2 separate regions of the Mus musculus genome follow, and region 1 is linked to region 2. Evidence: chromatin loops called from intact Hi-C (ENCODE). Cell type or tissue: left cerebral cortex. All regions are shown on one strand. Each heading gives the region's core, and the rest is flanking DNA. Links, peaks and the distances in the headings are about the cores only.

The links. Hi-C counts contacts between places; a loop is a spot of excess contacts. Peaks named below come from ENCODE experiments on the same cell type or tissue, not always from the same donor. Only the 100,000 strongest peaks of a DNase experiment are listed, where the experiment ranks them.
Region 1: it touches region 2 in a loop (5-fold over the local background); 1 of 42 quality-filtered maps calls a loop at or near these places.

Annotation. Positions count from the first base shown.
Region 1 is chr7:44,666,334-44,677,715 of GRCm38, forward strand. It overlaps Myh14 (myosin, heavy polypeptide 14), which reads right to left and starts at 4,510. Exons shown (of 42, transcript NM_001271540.1): 1 at 4,467-4,510. It overlaps 2310016G11Rik (RIKEN cDNA 2310016G11 gene), which reads left to right and starts at 1,900. Exons shown (of 5, transcript NR_152106.1): 1 at 1,900-2,024; 2 at 2,866-2,969; 3 at 3,330-3,500; 4 at 4,101-4,266. In left cerebral cortex, for the core only: a CTCF peak has its summit at 4,848 (motif pointing right); a DNase peak (open chromatin) is centred at 4,685; H3K4me3 peaks cover 1,119 bases; H3K27ac peaks cover 1,150 bases.
Region 2 is chr7:44,719,755-44,731,136 of GRCm38, forward strand. It overlaps Izumo2 (IZUMO family member 2), which reads left to right. Exons shown (of 7, transcript NM_001368390.1): 7 at 1-94. The coding sequence ends at 31. Among named protein-coding and RNA genes, the nearest start is that of Izumo2, 17 kb to the left of the region's middle. In left cerebral cortex, for the core only: a CTCF peak has its summit at 4,734 (motif pointing right); a DNase peak (open chromatin) is centred at 4,670.

The DNA of each region.
Region 1 (11,382 bases), core at 3,336-5,835, 54 kb before region 2:
CACACACACATCACACACACCACACACACACCACACACACCACACACACACCACACACACCACACACACACACACCACACACACACACACATCACACACACCACACACACACACACACACACCACACACACACACACCACACATACCACACACACACCACACACACACACACACCACACATCACACCACACACACACACACACACACACACACACAGTTTAAAGTAATATAAATAACCTTCCTGTAAAAGACCTATTATTTGTGTGTATGTGTGCTTGGCTGAGATTATATGCACCACATGTATGCAAGTTCCCACAGTGGTCAGAAGGTGGCAGCAGCTCCCTGGAACTGGAGCAACGTGTTATGGTTGCAGCTCTCTCCAAGAACAATCAGTGCTATAAAACGTCAGCAGTCTCTATACCCCACTTTTTTATAAAAAAGAAAAAACCACATTTACATGTAAGGGTGCTTGCCTGCATGTGGTATGTTTATACCACATGCATCCAGTATCCATGGAGGCCAGAAGAGGGATTCCCGAGAACTGTAGATACGCATAGCTGGCTCTGAACCATCATGTAGGTCCTGGGGCTTGAGATCCTCTGGGAGAGCAGCCAGCCAGAGCTGTTACCACACAGCCACCTCTCCAGTACCCACCCCCAAATGTGGTTACTATAAAACTTAAATACACTCATGGCTTGGGCTCTGTTTATACTAGACAGTAAATACCATTCTCATCTCAAGAAACAGAATAAAAAGATACATTGTTATAAACATGCAAATGGTTTAAATGGTGATAAATGGCTGTGGGAGGTATAGGGCAGGGGAACTATACCTCCTGCTGGGGCTGGGACTGTGTTCACATTTTTAACTGGACTGACTGGAGAACCCTTCCCTAAAGACTCAGGTCTTTAAAGACCTGAGTGACTCTAACCAGCAGGCTACTGGGGTGCAGGGACAAAGCAAAGGCCCTGGGACAGGAATGTGCCTTGTGTCTGCAGCTGAAATGAGAAGAGGGCAGGAGGTGAGGTGGCAAGGACAGTAAAGGTTGCCACCACGGTTGACACTCTAAGATGGGGCCCAGGTGGGGCACGGCTGACGTTTTGTGCACCGCTCGGTCGTGCCTGCCCCATAATTACAGGTTGATTGCCCAGTCCCTGAAGTCTCTCTGGCTTCATGCATTCACTCGTTCTCACGTTCAGTCAACATTCTCAGAGGCCTTTCAGAGCCCAGGCTCTGGAAACCTGTCACGAGTTGCTGGGGCCCTGCCTTTCAGCAGGTCTTGGGGTATGGACCCAGCTAAGTCTCAAGACTCTTTAAGAAAGCTTGCAAGAGGCAGTCAGGGTGTCTGGGCCTTTCCCCCTACTTCCAGGGATGCTGACTAGGAAACACAGCCAATTCAGGGTTGTCCAATATCCTGCAGAAAATGGCCCACAGCAAGCAGCCCCTACTGACCCACCGCCTCATCCCCACTCAGACAACACCTGAAGACACCTGCATCTCTGCTTTCCATTTTCACTTCTGTGTACCAGGCTAATGGCACCTCCAACACACACCTTAGGGGCATCCATCCAAGCGCTCAGCTTGTTCAAGAGGTGTCCTCCCAGATCTTGTTCTCTCAAGCTTGCCCCAGGAGCCTCTCCCACATGCAAACCTCCTCTGCCTCGGGACCCTCTTGGCCCTCCTCACACACACCAACCTCAGTAGCCTGGTTCCCACTCACTTTGGCCCCCTGTGCTCCACAAATGGTCAGCCCAAAGAGCCGAGGATCGCCCCAGGCTCCAGTGTGGTAGATACACCCAGAGCCAAGCCCCATCCCAGGGACTTTAACCCACCCCACCCACTTGCTTCCTCTCCAGCCCTGTAGCCTTTGACCAGGAAGAGTTTGGTGGCTTTGTACCTCACAGCCCTGCTGTTCCCAACAGCTTAAGAGCAGCCGCAAGCCTCCTCAGACCAAGAGTCCAGGCCCAGAACCCCGGAGTGGGATCTCCAGCCCTGTCTCCATTGGACACGGGTGATGTCGAGAGGTTTGCTGCAGCCGTGGGTCGGAAGTGGGGATGTGGGGATTCAGGGAAGTTAACCAAGCCAAGAGGGTGGGCCCAGGGCCTGGCCCCAAATGGCTGAGCCCCAGCCACACACCCCTCCCTCAGGCAGCAGGAATGCGGTGCCAGGACTCATTAGTGTCACTTAGGCAGGTGAGAGCACCTGGGAGGAGCAGACAGAGCTGTGTGGAAAAGGAAAGCAGCCAGGGCCCCGCCCGCCTGGGCAGAGGCTGGGGCAGCACCAAGCTTATGACCTCAGCTAATGGGTGACATAGATCCCGTCCTGCCCCAGCCTCCTCCCTCAGACTCAAGGGGCCAGGACCCACCTTCTTCCCTCAGACACAGGGGTCCTGACCCCAGCTCTCCTCCCTCAGGCCCAGACGTCCAGACCCCAGTTTCTCTCTCAGATTCAGGGGTCCAGAACCCAACCTCTTCCTACAAACCCAGGGGTACTGACCCCAGCCCAGCCTCCTCCCTCAGTCCTAGATTGGTCAGGACCCGGTCCTTTTTCCTCAGACCCTGGGATCCTGGCCCCAGCCCTTCTCCCTCAGGTACAGAAGTCCAGACCTCAGCTTTCCTCCCTCAGGCACACGAGTCCAGACCTCAGCCCTCCTCCTTCAGACACATGAGTCCAGACCTCAGCCCTCCTCCTTCAGACACATGAGTCCAGACCTCAGCCCTCCTCCTTTAGACACTAGGGTCCAGACCTCTGCTCTCCTCGCTCAGACACTGGGTTCCACGCTCAGCTTCTTCCCTCTGACTTGGGGTACCTGGCTCATTATCGCTCTGGGAGCATGGATCCTAACTCCCTCTCGTCCCGACCCAGCGCCCTATGGCATAGCTCCTTTATCCCGCGGATCCCGAGGCTACCTGGGCGCCTGGCGGTAGAGATGGGGAGGCCTCCGAGTCCAGATCCTCTCCAGCACCCAGGTGAGGCCGGCTCTGCGGTCCAGCAAGAGGTGGGGCCTCTCCCGTCAGGAAGGCAGGACCGGGTTCTGACGTCTCCTGACACCTGCCGGGCTGGGCGGGGGGCGGGGCCTGGCACAGCAGCCAGCAAAGATAGAACCTGTTGCCAAGTGGGCGGCTGTGGGCAAAGGTGAAGGGCTGGCACAGAGCCGGACTAAGTATGCTAGGGTTCGAATCTCCCTCCAGCCTTCTGAACCTTCACTTTCTTCGCTAGGAATTGAGGCTCATGAGATCAACAAAAATTATTTGAGGAAAAGGACCCAGGTCTCTGTTCTGTTTTATCGTGGTTTTTTTTTTTTTTTTCTTTCTTTCTTTCTTTCTTAGAATCTCAGTTTCCTGAACCCTGGAAGTGGGATGCCCCAATCCTCAGATATGATGTCAAAATGCTATGCCAGCCTCAGGCTTGGGTCTTCTCCTCAATCGAGAAGGTGATCGAGGAGGAGACATCGGGTGATCATGCCTACGATAAACTTGTGGCTTAAGAGGTGTTAAGAGGTATGGCTTACAGAACAATTTATTTTTGTTTTTTGTTTTTCAGATACAGGGTCTTAAGTAGCCCAGGCTCGCCTGGAACTCATCATGTAGCTGAGGCTGGTCTTGAACTCCTGATTACTATTATGATGTTTAAAAAAAAAAAAAAGCCACAGGGCCAGGCACACCAGGTCCCTGTGTTCCCCACCTCGGTCCAGTCTATATCTTCACTCTCTGTGAGATGGAAACCACACAAACCTACCTCAAATCCATTCTCCTACACTGGAGGGGAGTTTAGTTATACATTAAAGTGCCCATGTCCATTGTGAGGCTTGGTGGCACACTCTTGTCATCGCGGCCCTTGAGAGGCTCAGGCAGGAAGGTTGGGGGTTGAGGTCAACTCGGTCTACACAGTGAGTTCAGAAGCTATCTCCAAAAAAAACAAAAAACACAAAAAAAACAAACAAAAAAAACTCACAAAAAAACAAAAAACCAAAACAAAACAAAAAACCAAAACAACTAACTAAACCAAGTCAAATCAAAACAAACTGGGACACCCAGCCAAACACATCCTTCTCTGTTCCTGTCCCTGCCTGTCGCGACCCCTCTCTCTCTGGTCCACAGCTTTTTCCTCCTCTGACATCTGACACGGTAGTCCTGAGAGCTGGGGAATGGAGACCATGACTCAGGTGTTCTATCATGCAACGTTCCAAGCACTGCCTCAGTTTCCCCTTCTGCAGAACAGACCGTGTGACGCTGTCAGAGATGACCCCAGGCTGTCTGGCACAAGGTGGGAATCCGGGCTGGGTGACTACAACCTTCCCCTTACCTCTCCCTGACCCTGGGGTCGCTTGCACCCAGGGTGAATGTCTTGACCCACCCCTCTCCAAGACCCCCCGCTGTACCCCACCGGCTCCGGCCTCCCCAGGTCTGACAGGCTCTGGCCAACCCTTGGGGCGCACCACGGGGGGGAGGTCCCCGGACACTCACCGGCGCCCAGGGCGGTCCAGAGGCCTCGGCCTGGACAGAAAAGGAGGCGGGGCCTGCAGTGGACGGCCCCACCCACAGGTAGGCATTACAGACCAATCAGCACTTGCTGCGGCCCGCTCAGACCTCGCCCCTGGGGCTCAGTGCTGCCCAATCAAAAAGAGCGGCTGGCGCGCCAGGCCAATCAGAAGTTGGCAAAGCGTGCCAGGCGTGGGAAAAGAACCTGGCCGAGAATGTGCGGCAGTAGGCGGGACCCGGGCCTGATGGCCAGCAGGAAGCACCAATAGAGATGCTTGGGGAGCGGCCAGCAGCTGCTGGTTCAAGGGGACAGGGTGAATGGGCTGCTTTGTAAACAGGCATGAATGGATGCCTTTGTGCGCACCCGTAGGGGGCGGCGGGAGGCCGGAATGCCTGGGTCCCCCGGGAGCCGGCGTGAGGACACACACCAAGAAACTGCTTTTGTAGAGTGCAGACCGTGAGCAGACCCAAAGCAGGTGGATGGGTCAGAATCATTTATTGAGCTCAAAGATGTGTGAAGCGTTTCCACTACGTAATTTCACTAAAGCCTTGAACTTGGTGCGATTGAGACCTTATATGGAGACTCAGTAGAGGGTTAGCCTAGCATGCACGAAGCCCTGGGTTCCACCCAGTCACCTTGCAAAGCAGGAGTGATGGCACCAGAGAATCATTCCAGCCCTGGAGAACTGGAGGTTGGAGGATCAGGAGTTCAAGGTCATCCTACAGCTATGTAAAGATTTCTAGGCCAGCCTAGATTATAGGAGACCCTGTCTCAGAAAACAAAGCAAAAACCCCAACCTCATCTGGAGGACCACACCTACCATCCTAGCTAGCATTGCCGGGCTGAGGCAGGAGGACTGCAATGAGTTGAGGTCATGGGTTTAAACAAAGTGATTGAGAAACTTAGTGTGACCCTGTCTCAAAGTACAAAAAGAGGGCTTAAGATGTGGCTCAGTTATAGGGCACTTGAGCTATAAAGCACTAAGTTTACATCACCTTACTGCAAAAATAAATAAATCAGCAAACAAACGATAAGTAAATACCAAAGTCCCCAAAGCCCTCACCACATAGATACACTCCACCTTGTCTTCCAACTGCTTAGCTCGTGTTGTTTCATAGTCCCTTAAGCACTTGGGTCTGCCTCAGCTTTGAACAGTCTCCTAAACTTGCTGTTTCCTTGTGTATGTGTGTGAGTGTATGGCTCTCTGTGTGTGTGTGTGTGTGTGTGTGTGTATGGCTTTTTTACCTGCATATATGTATGTGTACTGTGTGCATACAGTGCGGTCGGAGGCCAGAAGAGGATGTCAAATTTCCTGCAACTGGAGTTACAGATGATTCTGAGCTGTCCTGTGGGTACTGGGAATTGAACCCAGGTCCTCTGGAAGAACAGTTTCTGCTCTTAACCACTGAGCCACTGCTGCAGGCCTGCTTCTTTGCTTCGGAGACAGGGTTTCATTCTGCAGCTCTGCCATCCTGGCACTCTATTGTCCATTTGGACATGACAGCTCAGGTGTCTGTAGCCAACCAACCGTACCTGCCAACTACGGATATCATCCACTCCATCAAGGCTAAATCTACCCAGCAACTGGTGATGTCATCATCTGTCTTTACTGGCCTGGTTGCAGAGGCAGCTTCAGTTCTGCTTGCTCAGCCTAAGGGGAGGTGAGACTACCTGCATAACAGAGGATGACTGTGAACTTCTGATCGCTCTGCCTTTGCCGCCTGAGTGTAGGAATGACTGGTATGCACCACCACACATGGCTTAGCAGGCTTTGGTTGCCGGGGATTTTCTCTGATCTGCAAACCCATGCCACTCTAATGCCTGCTAACATTTAGTGAGAACACACACAGTTCTAAGCTCTCACTGTACATTAAATCCCACAACATGGACCCACCAGCTCTATGCATTTGGTCCTGCTGCTGCACACATTTTACAGGCGTGGGCACAGAGACCGGGCTGCCTCAGTGAGATCAATTCCTGTCTCTATGATACCACCAGGGATAAGGCAAGACCAAAGAATCAAGTCCAAAGGACGAATGCCCCTGCCTCTAAACCTCTCGCCATCCTCCATTACACCATCCAGAATACATGCTTGAGTTAAAGTCCCAATATGTCTCCTTGGAGACCTTGATACACGCACACACACACACACACACACACACACACCATCATCATCATCATCATCATCATCACCACCACCACCACCTACAGGATACTCTCAGTTATATTGTGAGCCCGTTGTTATCTGTGTGTGGTCTTCTCCTGAGGTTCCCCGTGGGTAAATAAGCTGAAATAGGGAAATCAGTGAATGAAACACGCAGACATGTGTGGCCAGAGAAAGAAATAGACCATGAAAGCTTTCTTAATCCCAGCCCTCAGAATGACCTGGGTCTAGAGAACCTAAGCAATAGCCTGGAATGTGTGGGGAAATCCAGCAAGGAGCTAAGATACTACACAAAAATGAAAGATGTTGTCTGGGTCTGAGGCTCAGTTGGTACAGTGCCTGCCCAGCATGCATGAAGCCTTGGGTTAGGTCCCCAGCATCACATGAACGGAGTGAAGGGACACACACCTGTAATTCCACCATTTTGGAGGTGGAGGCAGCAGGATCCAGAGTTCAAGATTTCACATCACCCCAGCCAGAGTGGCCCTCATTGAGAAACAAACACCAGACCAGCAAAATGACTTACCAGGGGGAAGTGCTTGCCACCAAACCCCATTCACAGAGTTCAACCCCTGGGCCCACATCAGGAGGCAACAACCAGCTGGTCTACATAGTGAGTTCTGGGCCAGGTAGGGCTACACACGGAAGCCTTGTCAGAAAAACAAATGAGGACTGAGATGGCATCAAGGTAAAGGGTAATTTTCACCAAGCCTGATGACCCACGTGGTGGGAGAACCAGCCCCCCATGCTGCCCTCTGACCTCTACAGTGTGCCGTGGCAGCATGCACCCCACTCATGCTTGTGCATGCGCACATACAAACACATACAGACAGGAGAGGGACAGGAATACTCCGCTGGGAAAGTCGCCTGTTGGCAAGCCTACTGACACGCAGGACCAACTCCTGAACATTTTTCTCTGCCCTGAGCACATACACTGTGGTTGTGGCTGCTCTGCACAAACATACTTCCCCACTAATAATGAGTACCTTTTATTTATTTTATTTATTTTTCAGTTTTCCCAGACAGGGTTTCTCTGTGTAGCCTTAGCTGTCCTGAAACTCACTCTATACACCAGGCTGGCCTTGAACTCAGAGATCTGCCTACCTCTGTCTCCAAAGTTCTGGAACTAAAGGCATGTGCCACCACTGCCCGGCTCATAAACATATTCTTAAAAACTAAAAATAGCTGGGGAGATGGCCCAGTGATTAAGAGCATGTGCTGATTTTCCTGATGACCCAAGTTCAACTCCCGGCACCCACATCAGGCAGCCCACAACTACTTGTAACTCCAGCTTCAAGCTGACACCCGTTCTGGCCCCAGGGGCATCTGTATTCCCATGTACATACCCACCCACTCATAGACAGATAGACATGTATGTGCATGCACACACATTAAAACAATTTGTTTTTAGTTTATGTGTATGAGTGTTCGTCTGCAGCACATTTGTGTAGTGTCTGCGGAGACCAGAAGACAGCATAGCTTTCCTGAAACTAGAATTACAAGTGATTGTTTGCAGCCAAGTGGATCCTGAGTATTGAACCGGGGTCTTCCACAAGAGCAGTGCATGTTCTTAACCACCAAGTTTTCTCTTCTGCCCCTAAATGTTTTTTAAAAAACTAAAAATTTGAGCTGGAGAGAGCTCAGCTGTTCAGCTGATCGCTGCTCTTGCAGAGGTCCTAGATTGGGTTCCATCTCAGAAACACCTATAACTCCAGTCCAGGTTATCTGACGCCCTCTTCTGGCCTTTAACGGCACTGCACTCTCATGATGCACATAAATACAGGCAAGTGTACACAGATACACATAACATTTTGTTTTGTTTTTGGAGACAGGGTTTAGCTGCCCTAGAATTTCCTTTTTCAGACCAAGCTGGCCTCAAACTCATAGAGATCCACCTGCCTCTGCTTGGATTAAAGGTGTGCATTGTTATGCCGGGTTCACAGAAAGATTTTAAAAAATGAATCTAAAAAAAAAAAAAACCAAAAACAAAATAAAAACCAGGGGCAACAGAGATAGCCTAGAGGTTAAGATCACCAGCTGTTCTTGTGGTGAACCCAGCTTCTATTGTAGCATCTGTATGAATGCACACAACCATCTGTGATTCCAATTCTAGGGCATTCAACACATTTTTCTGGTCTTTGCAGGCACCAGGCATGCATATATACATACAGATAAAAGGCATAAAATAAAAAAGTAATTTTACTTATGTAGGCAAAACACAGATGCACATCAAAAAATGCACTTAAAATAATAACCTCTTTTTTTTTTTTTTTTTTTTACATTGTAAAGCTAATCCAAAATTAGAAGTACCATCCGAGCAGCTCTCCACATGTGGACGTGCACCTAGAGCACGCTGAGGGTTTAGACCACAGGCACATCTGCTCATCCATGCTCACTGCTTCTCTATTCACAAAAACCAGGAAGTGGAAGCAGCCTAGATGTCTAGCAACCGATGAATAGATAGAGAATGTGGTGCAGACACAATGGAGCTTTATTCCACTGTAACGAGGAATCATGTTCTCTGTGGGAAGATAGATGGGACTGCAAATCACGCTAAAGGATCTCAGACAGCTTCAAAAAGACAACTACTGCATGCTTTATCTCACAGGTAGACTCTAGATTAAGATATATTACAAATAAGAATCATACATGATATGTTTCACTATATATATATATATATATATATCACAAAAAAAAAAAAATAGAAGGGATTCGTGTGTGGCAGTTCAAGCCTGTCATTCCAGCACTTGTGAGATGGGTGCAGGAAGACCTTCAGGTCAAGGACAACCTGGGCTTACCCGAAGTGCTGGGTTAGCCTGGGCTATGTGAGATAGTGTCCCTAAAAAGAAAAGGCCAGGCAGTGGTGGCGCACACATTCAGTTCCAGCACTCGGGAGGCAGCAATAGGCAGATCTCTGTGAATCTGAGGCTAGCCTGGTCTACATAGTAAGTTCCAGGACAGCCAGGGTTATATAGTGAGAACCTGTCTCGACAACAACAACAAAAAAAAACAAAAAAACAAAAAAACAAAAAAAACAAAAAAAAAAAGGAAAGAAAGAAAGAAAAGAAAAATAAGAGCTAAGAAGATGGCTCAGTCAGTAAAGTGCTTGCAGTGCAAAAACAAAGAACTGGGTTTCCAGTCCCTCCTCCTCCACACCCCCATCACCCATGTAACAAACCAGGTGCAAGCCGATAATCTCTGGGCAGACAAAGGCAGGAGGGTCCCCAGGGCTCACTAGTCAGCCAGGAGAGCTAAATTGGCATGTGCGGGGTTCAGTCAGAGACCCTGTCTCAACAAATGCAGAGAAGAGCATGCGGGATAGTTCAGCCAGAAAAACTGTGTGCTGCCTCATCTGAGGACCTGAATCTCATCCAGGGACCCCCGTGGTGGTGAGAAGTGGGAAATCAGTCTCTGAGCAGGGAAAGAGGGCAGAAAAGAGACCAAGAGAGTCACAGGTTGGATATGACACAAGCACACTCCAAATATTTCTGAAAATTATGTAATTAACCCACCCCTTTTCATTTTAATTTTGAAACTAAAACATAGAATTAGACACATGAACTTATAGAGCCCGCCCACCCCACCCCCAAGCACGAATCAGAAGCGGAAAGGAGAAAAGATGGGGAGTCAGGGTTGGATGGCTGCCCCATGGTGCAAAAGAGTTTTGAGTGAGCACAAAAGGTGGGGGACCTTGGACTCCAGAGAGCAAGGGGTGAGCTTGTGTTTCTGCCTGTAAATGTTCTCCAAGGCAAAGGCTCGGATGATGCCAGCATTATTTTTGGTTGCTGTTGTTCTGGTCCATGTGACTCTGGGCTGGAAGTAGCCCCAGGACCAGAGAGAGTTGGCAGCCTCCTGTGGTTCAGGGACAAGTGGCAGGCCCTGCTCTGCAAAAAGAAATATTTAGAGTGCCTACTGTGTTCTGGGCATTGCTCCCGTTTGGGGCTAGCTGGATTTCCTGCATAAAGCAAGAGATGAGAAACTCCCCAGCTAATCTGAAGAAGGCCACTCAAGTAAGCTGCAGCCATGACAGAAGAAACTGAGACGGAGACAATTCCGAGTCTGTCTTCCACGGATAGTAACTCTGCACCCACCCTTGAGCAGTTCCTGGAGCTAATGAGGCACTTCACGACAGACCCTGACCCTAACGAGGAGACTGTGGAGGTCTCAGCTGACTCATTCAAAATGACAAAAGGAGGCACTAGGATTCGGTTCCTATATGCAAGGCGTGAGATGGGACTCAAGCAGTTGTCCGTGGTCCACACATCTGAGCTGGAGTCAAGGGAACATAGTTTTCTGTCTCAATTTGTCAGAAGCGATGGGTCAGACTCTGGCCTAAGAATTCGTTTAATGTTTCCAATCCTCTGGCACAAGGACTGGGAAAGGTACTCCATACCCATCGGGTTCTACAAAGCAGTACCCCGAGGACTCCTCAATATGACCCCGGACTCCCCGAAGCTTTGGAAGCTTTGAAGAGTGTCACACTCTCTTCTGGGTACCAAAGCAGGGATGGCATGTCACAGGATTTCTGACTCCCTAGAGTGTCCAGCATAGGCTCTTTTTGTTCATGTTTTTTCAACTTCCTTGTTGGGACAGGGGGCTGTTGGGTCTTATGTCTATCGATGGTACATTAAGCTATCCCCACCCTCCAAAAGAAACTCCCCAGCTTTATCAAGGTTTGGGCTATAACTATCTGGCTCTGATAAGAGGTGGAGGTGAGGGAGTAAATGGATGGATGG
Region 2 (11,382 bases), core at 3,466-5,965:
CAGGCAAAACCGGAAACTCCTGCTGAAGTAGGCCAGAGACTTTGGTGTTTGTAAAAGGAAAATAAATTTAATAAAATCTGTGTGAATTCTTTAATGTCTGTACATTCCCTGTGGACACCTGACCCTGTGGTTTTAATAAGTGCTCTCTCTGTGTGTAGTTCTGGTCATTAAACATACTGCCTTGTGTGGAGGCAAGCATCCCACCTCTGAGTGTATACTCGGTTCTTCTTACCTTTTTAGGGGTGGAGAGGGCTGTCTTTGGCTTTTTTTTTTTTAAAGACAGGATGTGATGGTTAGTGCTGTCAACTTGCCAGTATCTAGAACCTCGTGTAACGTAGGCCTCTGGGCATTCGTACGACAGACATCTTGAGCGCATAAACTGAGGTGTGAGGATTTGCTGGCCATAGGGAGCACTGTGGTGTGAGGATTTGCTGGCCATGGGGAGCATTGTTCCCTGGATGAGATCTTGAACTGTATAAGTGGAGAAAAGAGCACAGTAGCAACAAGCATAAAATGAAACCATTTAAAAGGAATCAAAAGAAACAAAAGGACAGACAGAAGGAGATAAGGAGATGGGAGAGAGGCAAGCATGCAGGGAGAGAAGAGAAAGCAAGCAAAAGAAACTGAGGGAGGGGCCGGTGAGATGGCTCAGCGGGTAAGAGCACTGACTGCCCTCCCGGAGGTCCTGAGTTCAAATCCCAGCAACCACATGGTGGCTCACAACCATCTGTAATGAGATCTGATGCCCTCTTCTGGTGTGTCTGAAGACAGCTACAGTGTATTTACATATAATAAATAAATAAATAAATAAATAATCTTTTTTTAAAAGTTCAAGGCCAGCCTGGTCTACAGAGTGAGTTCCAGGACAGCCAGGGCTACACAGAGAAACCCTGTCTCAAAAAAACAAAAAAACAAAAACAAAAAAACAAAAAACAAAACAAAACAAGCAAACAAGAAAAGGTTGAGGGAAGGAGTTGACATAGTTCAGGGCTTTTTGGCGCTGGAAACTTTTTCCCAAAGGTCTCCGCTCTTGCGCGAGTGTCTGTGACCGTGGAGTTCGTCATCCCGTGCAGTTTTCTTAAAGGCTGGAAAAACATGTGTGTGCCAACACCAATTTCCAATTTGCTAAAGCTTCAGCCCAGCTTGTCATTGCAGAGTCCCAGTTGAACGTGTAGACTGGACCGTGGGCTTCTACCTAAGTCCGGACTGCAGCCTGCGCATGCGTCCCGCAGGACGGTGGCGGTAGGTGGGAGTTTCAAGCTGGGGGGGGGGGGGCGTCACTGGGTCTCCTTGACAACAGATAGACTGCAGAAACATGGGAACCAATGTCCCCCGCCTTGTCATCTCCTGACTGGCTGCCACTCTGACTGTCTTGAGTTACTCCAGGAGCTTGGCAGCATCTTAGGCTTGGGGTTCATAACTTTCATGAGTTTCTTTGCTGAGAAGGGTCTTCTGTAGCCCAGTCTCTCTTCAAACTCAATATGTAGTAGAGGATAACCTTGAACGCCTGATCTTCCTTCCTTCCTCCACTTCCCAAGTGCTGGGACGACAAGCATGCACCCCACACCCAGTTTATGCAGTGCTGGTATCGAACCCACGGCTTTCTGTGAGCCAGACAAGCACTCTACCAACTTAGCTACAGATGTGGTTTGGTTTTGGTTTTGGTTTGTTTTGAGTGGCTGTTTGTTTTTGGAGACGGGGTTTTTCTGTGTAGCCCTGGCTGTCCTGGAACTCTCTCTGTAGACCAGGCTGGCCTCGAACTTATAGATCCACCTGCCTCTGCCTCCTGAATGCTGGAATTAAAGGCTCATGCCAACACAGCCCGGTGTGGATTGATTTCTTAACTGTCTTAGATAAACAACCGGTGGCTCCTGTGCTGACAGATAGAAGCTATTTGCTTCTAGATACAAGCACGTGTTGTGCCAGTTGTGCTGAAAATGGAGTAACTCAAGCCAAACCAACTACTTTACAAAATGGAGCAATGCACGGCCAGACACTGCTCGGACAGCCTGTTCTGTTCAGTCTAGTGTCACCCAGGGCGGGCTGGACTGTTCTCCTTGGCCTATGTACTCATTATGCATGGGTATAAAACAACAAAAACCCACCGTTCTCATGACTCTGAGATTTGAATGGTTTACTATAGAAGCCCTTAGAACAGAGAAGAAAAAAAAAAGAGAGAAGGATGGCACAACAGGAAATGGTCAAGGAGGAAGTTGTACAGATTAGCGTAGGAGAGGTGGCGGCAGTATTGAAAACTGGCAGTCCTTGTACTGCCAAATACAATACTTCAGTCAACCAAGGGAGAAGAACGACATTATTCGAAATCAGGGGAGATGGGTCTGTGTTTAAGATTCATAATAGATCACTGCGGACCTTGCTTTGCAGCTTTGTAAAAAAAAATTTTTCTCCCTTCTTGGCCTCTTGGAACCAGGCCATATGTGCAGTATTGTAGTCATATTGTTATCGTGCCCTGTGTCAAGGTTATCCTTGTATTATTCAAACACCGATTTCCTTGTACATGGCCTTGTAATGCTTATCCTAAGACTCTCCTGCCTGCAAGTTGTGTAAACACTGCTCCCCACTTATTCTCTGACTTGTCAATAAAAGCTGATCAGCCAATGGCTGAGCCAAAGAGAGAACAGGGCTAGACTTCTGATCCCAACCAGGGAGCAGGTGTCTTCAAAGGTCAGAAGACTGTGACAGACCCTGTGGTGTTGAAGGTTTAGAGTTGTGAGCCGACCAGTGTGGGTACTAGGATTTGAACTTGGAGTCCTCTTCACCAGCGGTACAGTGCCCTTAACTTCTGCATTGGATCTCTAATGCCTGGTTTTGTAGAGTCCAGTACTTTAGGCTAGGCTGGTCTGGAACTCACTTTGTAACACACACTAGCCTGGAGCTCACTATAAAGCCTAGGCTGACTTCAAAATCACTATGTAATTGACACTGGCCTCCAACTCTCAGCCATCCCCCTGCCTGAGCCTGCTGTGTGCTGAGATTGCAGGCATGCATACCTTGCCTAGCCAGGCTGTAAAAGCCCCTTAGATTCTCTGGCTGCCAGCCTTCTCTCACTCTCACCCAGCCCAGGGAAGTTGTCAGCTGCCTCCCTGGGTTCCCACAGGAATCCCCCTGGGATGTCTGCACCAAAGCTGTGATAATTGCCATGGTGTAATTCTTTAATAACTGTCTGTCTCCCCTTCCCAGACTGTGTTCCCTAGAAGTCCTCATCACGTTATAATTTCAGCACAATTTAATTATCCATTGTTCATGTCCCTGGGAAATTCCCATGAAGTAAGGGTAATGGCAGAGTTCAGTGGGAAAATTGCAGAAGGGAAGAAGAAAGAAAAGAAAAGAAAAAAAACAAAAGAAAAGAAGAGAAGAGAAGAGAAGAGAAAAGAAAAGAAAAAAGAAAAAAGAAAAGAAAAGAAAAGAGGGAAACCCCAAACACCCTTACATTTATCCCAATAAAATGTATTATTGATAGAAAGATCGCCTCCCATGCACAAAACTCTAGGTTCTATCCCCAGCCTGGAATAAGCTGAGAGAGCTGGTGTCCACCTGGAATCGCAGCGCATGGGAGTTGGCTAAGAAAGGTCGGTTCAAGGTCAGGCTAGGGAAATGGCTCAGTCAGTGGAGTCCTTGCCTTGCAAGCTTGAGGATCTGAGTTCCACTCCCAGAACCCACAAAAAGGCTGGATGGTAGAGTGCACCATAGCATGCAGGAAACTCTGGGGCTGGATGGTAGAGTGCACCATAGCATGCAGGAAACTCACTCTGGGGCTGGATAGTAGAGTGCACCATAGCATGCAGGAAACTCACTCTGGGGCTGGATGGTAGAGTGCACCATAGCATGCAGGAAACTCACTCTGGGGCTGGATGGTAGAGTGCACCATAGCATGCAGGAAACTCTGGGCCCAGTGCCTTCTCTGTGTAAATAGGGTGTCTGGCGCAAGCATGTAATTCTTGCACTTGGAAGGCGAAGGAAAGGAGGACCTGCATTTCAAAGTAATCTCAAGTTATGTACAGCGAGTCTGTGAATACTCCAGACCCTGTACACCAGGTCAGCTTTAGAACCAATACAAGTGAGTTTGGGCTCCCTTGGCCGAGGTGACCCCCCCACCCCAGTGAATACTGTCTTCCATGTATGCTGTGAGATTCTTTTACCCTCCACTCCTTAGGGAAGAGCCACAGTGAGGGGGAACTTTTACTGCTGGGAACTGTGGGGAGTTGGGAGGGCAGGGGCAGCATGCTCTGAGATGAGACCTCAGGACAAAGTCTAGCAGACTTCATGTCACCCAGTAAGTGGAGTAGGATATTTGTGTTCATCCCTGAGCCTCATCCCTGGGGCAGGATCTTGGGGTGGCATCAGAGACTGGATCCTGGGGAACACTGGACTTCCTCGTGTATCTTGCACACCGACAGAGGCTTGATAGCATGTGTGTGTCATGCAGCTGTCGTGTGCAATGCTCCACAGCTCAGCTAAGGGTGGATTAGCACCTCACCCATTCACGTAGCGACTGTGAGAGTTTCCAGACAGTGAGTGCCAAGAAGAGGTAGAGCCAGGCATGGTGGTGCACACCTTTAATGCCAGTGCTGAAGGGCAGAGGCAGGAAGATCACTTTGAATCTAGCCAGCCACGGCTATATTGTGAGGCCATTTCCAAAAGGAAAAGAAGAAAAAGAAATAGAAAAAAAAAAAAAAAAAAGTACCTTCTATAGGCCTCCCAGCAGAGGGCAGAAAAGCAGCGGGGAAAGACTCTTCCGATGTGCTGCTGGTTAGATACTGGTTTATCTTCTCCATCGTTGCACACTTGGTGACCTTCAAGGATGTGGTAGGTGGACTTCACTATGAAAGAGTTGGGGCTGCGTGGAGCCTGGCCAGAAGGAGCTGTACCATGAATCAAAATTCCAGAAGCTTCTGGCACGGGGGTGGGGGTGGGGGAGCCCGCCCAGCCTTCCTGGGAAGGCTGGTCCCCTTTCTTACCTGTGTTTGGGACAGTGCCTTGCTCTGTAGCTCCAGGTGGCCGCGAAGCCTTGAATTTCCTGTCTCAGTGTCCCATTGCCAGGATCACAAGCATGTGTCACCGTACCCCTCCTGGACCTGTAACCATCTAACTCCCTGCCCTCCGTGGGCGTTCATAGCTCAGGGCTTTCTGCGCAGGCTTGCAGACTCCCTGCCCGGCCTGTCTTTCTCTCCCTTTTAAAAATAATAACTGGACAGCTAAGGGGACAAATCTGGTATAGCAGTGGCATGCTCACAGGTCCTTCCTGTCTCCATTTCTGTCTCACGCGGATCCCATTACACACCAAGTAAAATCTCATTTCTCTTCCCTTCTTTTATAAAATAAGCAAATTTGGATCTGTAATTTAGGTTTCACACTTGCCTTGTAGATAATGATGTATAACCCCCGTGTTTCATAAAAGAAGCCACTCCCAGCAAAATTAAATGCTACTAATGCTATGTTCATGCTACTAATTATGCTCAGCACCATGTCCCAACTCCAGAGAAGTCAACCTTCATTCTTTGGTATTTCTTATGTGAGCATATTAAATGTGTCATAAAAAAAATAACTGGTCCTTTGCTGTACATATTTCTTTTCAACTGAACTTATCTGTGTTTGTGCACGTGTACATGTGTGTGTCCATATTGTGGGCGTGCATATGTTGTGGTGTTTTGCGTGGCTGTCAGAAGACAACCTCTGAGAGTCCATTCTCTTTCTATCATGTGGGTCCCAGGGAGCTAGGCATAGTGACAAGTGTCTTTACCCAGGGATCCATCTCACTCTCCCTCTTCTTCCCATTTTAATGGCTGGTCCTTGAGGCCTGCATCCTCTCTCTCTGAAGAGAACTCCCCCTGGGCCCACCCTCATCTCAAGCCCCCTTCCTCCCTGCTGACCTCCATGCCTAGTGTCTCTGGCTCCAGCAGTTCTCTGACAATCTAGGTGGCCATTTGGTAGTTAAATCACTCAGTACCCTGAACAAGGTTAGAACAGTCCATTGCATGTGGTGATATTAATACATGGTATGTACTGGGTCAGCAATAATGATCACTATTGTTGCCATAATGAATTTGCCTGGACTCTTTCATATACAGAATCAAAATAGCTTAAGCATTTTTTAAAAAGATTTATTTATTTATTATGAGTACCCTGTAGCTGTCTTCACACACACCAGAAGAGGGTGTCGGATCACATTACAGATGGTTGTGAGCCACCATGTGGTTGCTGGGAACTGAACTCAGGACCTCTGGAAGAGCAGTCGGTGCTCTTAACTACTGAGCCATCTCTCCAGCCCCCTTAAGCAAAGTTTTTTAAAGTTTATTTTTGTTTTTTATTTTTTGCTTTTCAATACAGGGTTTCATTGTGTAGTTCTGGCTGTCCTGGAACTCACTCTGTAGACTAGGCTGGCCTCGAACTCACAGAGACTCGCCTGCCTCTGCCTGCTAAGCTGGAATGAAAAGTGTGCACCACCACAACATGGTACAAAGTTTTATTTTTTTTAAGGTTTTTATTTTTTATTATATGTATGTGTGTGTCTATGTATGGTAATGTGCCCAAGGGTGCAGATACTCAAGAAAGGCAAAACAGGGCACTGGATGCCCTGGGGCTGGAGTTACAGATGGTTGGGAGCCACCCCGACATGAGTGCTGGGAACTGCAGTCGGGTCCTCTGCAAGAACAGTAAGTATATGCTCCTAACTGCCGAGCCATCCCTTCAGCCCTGAGAACTTGCGGCAGTTCACATGGTTACCACCTGCTCAGAGATGTTCTACCTAGCAACCACATATGTAAGTCCCAAAGAAGACTCTAGTTGGCTCCCTTTGCCAAAGCACCCAGGTTCCTAAGCAGACAGGAAATACCATGAACCAATAACTAGTTGAGATTGGGTGGGGTCCAAGATTGAGGAAAACGGACCTCATGTGTTACCTCGTCCCTTCACTGTCCCACTGGGACAGCTGAAGCCAGGCTTCCCTGCCAACAGAGCAGCCTGTGACATTTTCCCATCCAAAAGGGGGACAGTAGCTGCTTGAGTTTTTGGCAGTGATGTTTGGCATCTTTATGTATGCATGAAATTTTTTGGTCAGGTAACTTATGCTCATTATAAAAACATGGTCAGAAACATGAAAGCACCAATCTCTTCTATCTGCATAGCTTAGAGACTCAGTTTCTCCCGAGTGTGTGTCTTCCTGCTCCTCTGTACTGTGTATGCCCGCTTGCCATGAAGTGTAACTGCCAGGTGGGAAAGCCCCTTCCTCACCTCCACGTGGAGACCCTCCATCGATTCCCCACCAGTGTCACGTGCTTCCACATTTTCTATATTCTTCACCCGTAGCTTTTGAACAGATGTAGCTTTATTTTGCTGTAACCACAGCATGGAGACATTCTAACCTCTTCAGTCCACTCCTGGTTGCTGTCTGCAGCACTGGGGCTCAGTGCGGAATGTCAGCTGTCTACATCACTGCTGGTTAGACTTCCGTCTGCTCCCTGTGCTACACATTTCTCACAGTATTCCCAGTTAGGGATGTAATCTTTCTTCTCTCGGGCCCCTCGTTGGGGGAAGTATTCTTCAAAGTCAGATTCTCAGGATCCTTGTTTCCAAGGCAACAGCTTCACCCAGAGTCATCTCCTCTGCCCTGACCTTGAACTCTGGATTCTCCTGTCTCTACTACCAAAAGTGCTGGGGCATTGCAGGTGTGTGCCACTACACCCTGTTCATTTTTCAATGGCTTATTAAATAGAGACTTCCTACCAAGCCAAGAGCTTCTTTACGAAAGGGAATTACTGGCTAATATAGGAAGTCTGCCTTCAGGAGCAGGCAGACGCCGGCGTCTGAAGTTTCTGTCAGTGCTTTGTTCCTCAGCACTGCCTCTTTACTGGCTAGGTCTGTATTTTTAAAAGCAATTCTTATTTATGTGTGTGTATGTGTGTGGGGTGCTATGGAGGTCGGAAGAGGGTTTCCATCCCCTGAAACTGGAGTTCTGGGTGGTTGTGAGCCATCTGATGTGGGTGTTGGGAATTGAACATCTCTCTGGCCCCATAGGTTCATGTTGGGGATAGGATCACTCTTCATGGTGGCAAGGTCACCACCTCCTGATCTAGATTTATGTCCTAGCAATTGGACACTCACCCAGAAAGCATCTCACCCAAACTCCACTTCAAATGCAGCAGGCTTTCCCAGGTTTGTCTATTTACCCACTGTTCTCTGCCCACATGGCCTCCAGTCTGAGACCGGCCTTTCCCTAGCACTCATTTAACCCTTTCCACATCAGCTATGATTTGAATGCGTTCCCCATGTTCCCATTTGGAACCCCACATCCAACATGGCTGATGTGTGGCCTTGAGTAGGCAGGAAGCCTCATGACTCTCCACTCATCAATGGGAGGAGGTGCCATCTATGAACCAGGAAACACATCCTCTCAGATACAAAATCTGCCCAAACCTTATTCTGGCCTTCCACCCTGCACCACTATGGGGAATTGTTCGGTATAAACTACCAAAGGTATGTCAAGTGGAAACTTAAGGGTTCTTTAGAGAGTCACTTCTGTGGGATGGTGCTTTGCTGGGGCAAACACATGAAAGAGTGTTTTCCTGAAGTGGACACTGGTGAAAGGCTAAGGCACACTTGTGAAGGAACGTTTCACTGAAGCAGACACAGGAGAGAGGATGTCCTGCTAAAGCAGGCATCTGAAAGGACACGTGATGACAACAGGCATGTATTGGTTCGCCTTACATTGTATAGTTGAGCTCCATTTGTTGGGACTCCAAGGAGAGAAACACACCAAAAAAACTTCTGATTGTTTGCCGAGGCTTTTTTTGTCACTTCCTTGGACTCGGGCTGATTGAGAGAGTGATGTCAGCTGATTCAGACGCAGGTGCTTGGACAAGACCTCCATGTTTGGAGGGTATAAATAGGACTCTACAGACAGTGCAGGAGGCTGAACTTGGCTTGCTTATAGAGCTAGTTGTGCAATGCTTGTGGATTTCGAGTCTACTAATCTTTGCTTCCCTGAGAGACACAGCCAAGAACTTCTGGTATTCTTCCTGGTCCCCAAGGCTGACTTATGCCAAGGCTGAGGCCTGGCTGTTCCTGCTAGGTTGGGCCCCCACTGCTGATTTGTGTTTGACTGAACTGGACTGCTGGCATATCCATCAAGTGTTTGCGAATAGATCGAGCTGTCGCTGCTGCCTCCTGTGAACTGCTACAGATTTCCTGAGAACATAGATGGGAGTTGCTCCAAAGAACCATTTCTTTCTTTTTCTTTTTTTTTTTTTAAAGATTTATTATTATAAATAAGTACACTGTAGCTGTCTTCAGATGCACCAGAAAAGGGTGTCAGATCTCATTACTGGTGGTTTTGAGCCACCATGTGGTTGCTGGGATTTGAACTCTGGACCTTTGAAAGAACAGTCAGTGCTCTTATCCGCTGAGCCAGCTCACCAGCCCCAAAGAACCATTTCTAAACAGGTCCATTTCCCCTGTATCCTTTCTTTTCTACTACCTCTAGTGGATGGTGGGCTAAAAGGGAGGTTAAAGCATTTAAGAGCCTCCATTAAAAAGTAGACTTTGAGAAAATGAAAGTTACATATCTGGCTGGTTTTTAGAGTAGCTGGAACTAACTCCACACTCCACAGCCTACTGCCTTTTCTTTCTTCTGTAACTTGAATCTAGGGTACTTCTGACCTCTCTTTGTCTCTCTCCAACTGGAACTTTTCATGGAGACAGTCCCCACCTCCCTAGTATGTGTGCAACTGGCAGCTGGGACTCTGCCCAGCCATCAACTGATCAAAGGTGTTGGACCAGGATGAGTGGAAGAGCCGAGACTCAGACCAAAACTTAAATCAGAGAAACAAGTGCCCCTTGCCCATGCCCACCCTGGCCAACAACTTGCATACACTTCTGGTCTCTATCACTGGAGCCCAAACTGCCTGATCACTTCTTTAAAGTATCTTTTTCTGTACTGTGTATTCATGCATGCTCATGAATGGTCATAGGCACCTGAGTACAACTACCCTAAGCCACGTGTTAGATGCCCAAGAGCAGGGGTTACAGGTGGTTGTGAGCCACCAGACATGAATGTTGGGGAAAGCTTGGATGCTTCTCAAGATATCTTCTCAACAACAGCACCCTTCAAATAAAACAAAAATCCCACTAGTGTGTATCCCTGCCTTCGGCCACTCTGCCTGCACACCCTTCGTAGCCCGCCTGTCAGTTTCTTAGATTAGCTAGCTCCAGAGGGCAGATATCACATGCAGGAAGTAAACACTGATTGAAAGAGAATGGTCAACATTATAGCCTGGACCCAAAGGTCAGGTAGGTTCTCATGTCAAATCCAATCCCAGCCAGAGAAAGTACAATCCCAAGAAAGTACAAGCATAGATAGATAGATAGATAGATAGATAGATAGATAGATAGATAGATAGATAGATAGATAGATAGATAAAAGCTGGGCACAGTGGTGCACCCCTTTAATCCCAGTACTTGGGAGGCAGGCTTGGAACTACATAGGGAGTTCCAGGATAGCCATTCGAATATAGTGAGACCTTGTTTCAAACTTTCAAAATTAAAACCAAGTATACATACACCAGCTATGTTAAGCCTCCCAAATGTGTTATTAGTTAAGTGACCATGCACATTAAGATTCTTTTGTAGCCCGGCGTGGTGGCGCACGCCTTTAATCCCAGCACTTGGGAGGTAGAGGCAGGCGGATTTCTGAGTTTGAGGCCAGCCTGGTCTACAGAGTGAGTTCCAGGACAGCCAGAGCTATACAGAGAAACCCTGTCTCAAAAAACAAACAAACAAAAAAAAAACAAACAAAAAAAAGATTCTTTTGTGCTTAATACAGGCTACTCAGGTAGAACACAAAGCCTTGTGCTGACAAGGGGACACTGCAGCACTGTGTTTCCATGAGGTAGTGGGAAGGGCTTAGATAGGCCAAGAGTCCCATCAGGAAGGATTCTTACCCTCTGGGCTCACCACTAATCCTCGTTGGCCTCAGAACTTGCTATGGCATAAAAAGTATTTTTAAGATGGCTGCTGTTGGATGAGAAAATTCCCTTGCCTGGGGGCAAGGGCAGTCCTATTAGCATACCTGACCAGAAGCCTAGCAGAATGCCTACAGAGTGGATTGGCCCACATTCCTGCAAAGACTGTCACACGTGATTGTCACCAGTGATGTCTTCCATGCACGCCGCCTTATGTGTTAGCATCTCAAGCAGCTTCCGAACTTCCCCAGCTGTTAGGACATTTCACCCGTGAATCCAGATGTTTGCATTGGTTGTCATTGATTCCATAACAAACCTGGTTCTTATATACATAACAGTTTAAATAGAGGAAGACTGTGAGAAGAGGCGGCCTATGAATAGGGAGTCCCAATTTCGGACGGTTATA